Regions from separate parts of the Homo sapiens genome. Here region 2 is linked to region 1. Evidence: read pairs that join two places in POLR2A ChIA-PET (ENCODE). Cell type or tissue: MCF 10A. All regions are shown on one strand. Each heading gives the region's core, and the rest is flanking DNA. Links, peaks and the distances in the headings are about the cores only.

The links. ChIA-PET counts read pairs that join two places held together with the same protein. Peaks named below come from ENCODE experiments on the same cell type or tissue, not always from the same donor. Only the 100,000 strongest peaks of a DNase experiment are listed, where the experiment ranks them.
Region 2: POLR2A ChIA-PET joins it to region 1 with 5 read pairs; 2 of 35 experiments call an interaction of 5 or more read pairs at or near these places.

What each region holds. Positions count from the first base shown.
Region 1 is chr7:18,894,272-18,897,200 of GRCh38, forward strand. The region is part of intron 22 of HDAC9 (histone deacetylase 9); the gene reads left to right. The region is part of intron 1 of HDAC9-AS1 (HDAC9 antisense RNA 1); the gene reads right to left. Among named protein-coding and RNA genes, the nearest start is that of HDAC9-AS1, 6.3 kb to the right of the region's middle. In MCF 10A, for the core only: no CTCF peak of the experiment used is centred there; a DNase peak (open chromatin) is centred at 1,310.
Region 2 is chr7:19,077,917-19,080,845 of GRCh38, forward strand. No RefSeq gene overlaps it. Among named protein-coding and RNA genes, the nearest start is that of TWIST1, 38 kb to the right of the region's middle. In MCF 10A, for the core only: no CTCF peak of the experiment used is centred there; a DNase peak (open chromatin) is centred at 1,415.

The DNA.
Region 1 (2,929 bases), core at 211-2,710:
AACAAGTGTAGGTAGAAAAGAGATGCAAAGACTGTTGCTTGGGACACTCTAACATTATGACATTGGAGCCATGAGGGGGAGCCATATGAAGCCTGATTGATTTTCACTGGCAGAGTGTGCTGTCCTGTAGCCCAATGGAGGCAAGCCGTTCAAAGAGGAGCACAAGCCATTAGCTCTATCAAATGTCCTTAAAGGGTCAAGTAAGATAAAAACTGACCACTAGATTCAGTAACATGCAGGCCACTTCTGACCTAGACAAGATAAGGAGTTTGATGAGTTAAAAGCCTGATTAGAGGAGAAATTGGAGGAGAGAAATTGTAGACTGCACATATAGACTGCTGCTCTTGAGGAATTTTATTCTAACGGGGAAGAGATCAATGGAGCAGTAGGTAGAGGGAGGAAAGGGTCTGATGAGTACTTGAAAAAATAATCTTAATAAAATGACAGCATATTTATGTGATGCTGGTCATCTTCTAGTAGAGAGGGAAAATTGATGCTGCTGTAAAAAGAAGAGAGAATTGCTATACAAATGTTCTTGAATTTGTGAAAGAATTGAGTTCTAGGACACAGGTAGAAGGCTTGGGCTTAGATACAGGAGAATTTATCCACAGGAGCAGTTGAAAAAGCAGAGTATGTGGGTCCAGATGCTGGCAGGTGATGGGTGTAATGGTGGGAGATATATGAAGTGTGCTTCTGACTTTTTTCTCAGTGAAACAGGAACAAAGGTAATCACTGAGAATTCGAATGGGCAAGAACATTTTGGAGGCTTGAAAACATGAGAGAAGGTATGGCATAATTATCTACAGGAGTGAAAAAGGGGATCTACTAGCGGAAAATAGCTTAGAACAACTTATGAGCCCATGTAAATTTCACATATAACTTTAAAGTGAGACCAGTCAGAATAACTATGTCAAATAACAATACCATTTCACCAGCCATATTCGATAGGGCTCAGGCCCCGCTAGGCAGAGAGCTGGATGTAACCAGGATTGAGTTAGAGTAAAAGAGACAAGTGATTATCTGATGTACTAAGGATTTTAAACTGGTTTAAAAGGAAAGTGAGACAATGTAGATTATAAGAGAAATGAAAAATTGGTAGGATCAATGGATTGTAGATCCTAGAAATACTGCAGTGTGGCAGTAAAGAGAGTAAATTGAAAAGCTAGAAGGTGATAATAAGAGAGGAGGATGCTTGGAATTGATAGTATGAAAGAGTTCTGATTTTTGTTAATCAAAAGGACGAGAGCATGATTACAAAAGTGAGTCACTAAATCCTATTCTAAAGATCAGCTCATGAAGTGAGTCACTTTAAATTCTTATTAGGTGAGTGTACTCCTCCTTTGAATATGAGTGTTATCTTTTTATGAAAGAAGAAAGTTTTGACTTGATACTTTCAGTTAATGCTGAGATTTAAAAATAAAAAACAGCAGGGCAGCATGTTTCCCTTAGCATCGAACAGCTCTCTTTGGCTGTCTATTCTCTTGTAAGGTTAGACAGTTGGAGTTCGCATTTGATCTGAGGCTTTAAGCTTCTTGTTATACTCAATTTCCAAGAGTTTCCTGTTTAGAGACTTGAAATGCAGCTTAGTAACAATAAGTCATTATTTAATCATGATTAACCACTTTTTAAATGGACATATTTCCAAAAGGGAGAGGTAGCAGTTTCTTAGGTGTGGATTTTGTATTCCTTGACTATACAAGCATAAAGAAAACATTTGTTTATTTGGATAATCAAGAAAATCTCAAAAAGGAGCAGCTGCAGTTTTCATTAATGCCGAAGGGAAACATCAAGAAGATACTTTTCCTAATGTACATTAAATTCCAAGTGTTATTTATGAAGGAAGAAACTATTTTATGAAATATGATCTGTTGACGTTTAAATGTAAATTTTATTTTCCATTAGAGTCTTATTTATGTTTCAAAAATGGACAAATATTTATATTTATGCTTAAGATAAAAATATAGAAATATTTCTGCTTACTAATTTGAAGATTTATTAGCATTTGATCATAAAAACATAGAAAAGAGACTAATCACTTTAAGAGCCAAGAAAAATATGTATATTTTTTCCAACTTTACAGTAACTTTTAAGAAACACTCAATTTGGTCAGGCAGGATTCATTCACCATTACCTTTAAAAGCACAAGGTAGAAACTTATCTTCATTAAGTGCCACTGAATGTCTGGCACCACATAACTAACCAGAGAATTCAGTAGCTTAGGGTCTATGGAATGCCTCAAGTTCAAAGGAAGAGAGACATCCTGTTTGGTGTTGTATTTCACTTATGCTGTTAAAACTGCCCAGACCCCATTAAGTGTTTTCTTTTTCATTCTTGGGCATGATCTTCTTTGTCCCTCATGAATAACACAAAGCTTAATAAAACTCCATGCCAGACTAAATAATTTTAACAATGTGTTATAAGATTTTATTTTTAGGTATAAAGGTCTTTCTTTTTGTGCAAAAGCCATTTTGTTAAAGATAGTGACATCGGGTCACACGCCACTCCTGTGGACCTGGCTTGTTAGAGAACTAGCAAGAACATTGTCTCAGACCCAATTCCTTCACACTGCAAATTCCACTGTTGAAACTTTTACTACAATGGGTATCTATGGAGAAATAGTGAAGGTAAATAAACTCTAAATTTTCCACTGAGGAAAATTCATTCTCAATTCCTGAGACCATAAACATGAACACAGAAAAATAAGGTGTTTTGAACTACTTCTGCATACAATGACATTGTAAAGGATTTAGCAATATGTATTCATTAAGTCTAGAGTATGCATATGCTCATTTTTTCTAGTTTAAAACCACAACCTATATCTTCCTTGAATTTCCTGAATATAATAAATTTTAAAAATAGAAAAAAAATTTAATTAAATTTGGGGAAAATAATGGCTGAAAAAATCTGGTCTGACTGAATTTTTCAGAAA
Region 2 (2,929 bases), core at 288-2,787, 180 kb after region 1:
CAAAAAACACCAAACAATCCCATTAAAAAGTGGGCAAAGGATCTAAATAGACATCTCTCAAAAACAAAACAAAACAAAAAAAACAAAACACGTGGCTGACAGTGTATTGAGCATTCAAAAGAATCACCAAGGAAATACAAATCAAATCACAATGAAATATTGTCTTACCCCAGTTAAAATGGCTATTACTAAAAAAATAACAAATGCTGGCAAGGATGCAGAGGAAAAAAAACTCTCATACGCCATTAGTGGAAATGTAAATTAGTATAGCCATTATGGAAAACAATATGAAGACTTCTCATAAAACTAAAATCAGAACTACCATACAATCCAGCCATCCTACTACTGGGTATTTATCCAAGGAAAGGAAATTAGTATATCTAAGGGATACAAACAGCTCCATGTTTATTGCAGCACTGTTCACAATAGCCAAGATACAAAATCAACCCAAGTATTCATAAATAGGTGATTGGATAAAGACAATGTGGTATATTTATGCAATGGAATATTATTTGGCTATTAAAAAAGAATAAAATTCTGTCATTTGTAGCAGCATGGGATGGAATTGGAGGTCAATGTGCTAAGTGAAATTAGACACAGAAAGGCAAATATGTGGAAGCTAAAACAGTTGATCTCATGGAGGTAGAGGGTAGAATAATAGTTATCAGAGGCTGTGGGTGTGTAGGGAGAGGGGGAATGAAGAGAGGTTGGTTAATGGGTACAAAATTACCGTTAGCTAGAAGGAATAAGTTCTAAGGTTTGATACTATAGCAAGCGATTATAGTTAACAACAATGTATTGTTCACTTCAAAATAGCTAGAAGTAAGGACTTGAAATGTTTTCAACACAGAAATGATACATGCTAATGGTGATGGATATTCTAAATACCCTGACTTCATCATCACACATATCTGCATGCAACAAAATATCACATATACCCCTTAAATATGCATAAATAGTATGTACCAATACAAATAAATCATATTAGAGCAGGTCTAGAGTATCCTTTATTCTACATTTAGCTTAGTTTTACTATTAACACATTGTATTTTATTACTTAATATTGAATGCCCCAGATGTTCAACAATTCTTCCCTCTGACTAGTTGGAACACAAATATCTGCCATTTGCAGGTGAGCTCTAAGAATTTTTCAACTTACAGCTCCCTAGTAGTTCTGAGACTGACCTCATGTTCCAGCCTATAAATGCATAGTTTAGTAATCAGTCACAGACTCAGGTCACCTCTATGCAAACTCGAATGCTCCTTTTCTAGTCACCTTTCTCCTCTGAGGGATTTTGTGAGTTCAGTTGGCTTTGCCTCCCAGAACAATAATCTCTTTTTTTACCCAGCAAGACCATCGTGCTTTCATTGGGTCCCATCCCTGTCTTATGGTCGGGAAAATTCCTTTAGGCAGAAAGATGATGCAATCATAAAGCTCACTTTGTTTATTTCTCTTCTCTCAAAGATCACAGTCCTGTACTGCCTACTGTCCAATTTGTAAAAATGATTGCTTCATATATTTTCGTCCTGTTCTCTAGTTGTTTATAGCAGTAAGGCAAAACTGGAACTGATTACTTTTTCATGGTAGAAGCTGAAGTCTTTGAATTTTCTATTTTTGTCACCTGTACTGTAACAGAGTGGTATAAATCCCACCTCTACTACTGCCTAACTAGATGGATTTAAATTTATTGAATTTCCTTTTCCTTATCTGTAAAATGGGCATAAAAATATATACCACTAGATTGTTCAGTTCACTAATTAGTTAAATATGGTATAAACACATCTAGAAGGAGTATCTAAAGGTTGATTCTCCTCCTTCTTTCAAGAGAAAAGACTATAAAATAAGACAATTTCATTAAATACCCAAAATATTAAAAGCAAAATTTTGTGATATCTATAATAAAAACGGTTTCTGTGGGCTCCCATCCATGTCTTCAAAACACATGCTAAGTACTAATTAAACCTATATCCTAAATTCATGCCTCTTTTCGACCTCTGTATTCAACCAGTTGCTTCCGTCTGTTCATAAGCTCCCATCTCTCCTGTTATCAATTTTCCCCGTTGTGGACTTCACCACTTGCTATCTGCACACATCATCATCAACACCACATTTTCCTAACCTTAGTTATTAACCTTTCTGTCTGATTATCTGATCTAAGTATAGAACCCCATGAAACATTCCTAGTTTGATCATTTTTCCTGTCAGAGGCATTCAAACCAGAGCTACTCCAAATCACAACTGAATAGGGGCTGGGTAAAATGAGGCTGAGACCTGCTGGGCTGCATTCCCAGGAGGTTAGGCATTCATAGTCACAAGATGAGATAGGAGGTCACAAGATACAGGTCACAAAGGCCCTGCTGATAAACATGGTACAATAAAGAAGCCAGCCAAAACCAATATGGCAACAAAAGTGACCTCATTATATGCTAATTATAATGCATTAACATAGTAAAAGAGACTTTCACCAGCATCAGCACAGTTTGCAAATGCCATGGCAATGTCTGGAAGTTACCCTATATAGTCTAAAACGGGGAAGAATTCTCAGTTCCAGGAACTCCCCATCCCTGTCCCAGAAAACTCATGAATAATTCACCCCTTGTTTAGCATATAGCCAAGAAATAACCATAAGTATACTCAATCAAGCAGCCCACGCTGCTGCTCTGCCTATGGAGTAGGCATCTTTCACTTGCTTAATAAACTTCCTTTCACTTTGTTCCGTGGACTTGGGGAAAGAATCCCCAAATTCTTTCTTGTGTGAGATCCAAGAACCCTCTCTTTGGGTCTGAATTGGGACCACTTTCTGGCAACATTCTTACCTTCCTCTCTTTGGGTCTGAATTGGGACCACTTTCTGGCAACATTCTTACCTTGAAATTCACCTATAACATCATTTTCTCCTAAAGAGAAGCCTGAGAAGATAGTTCTGTAC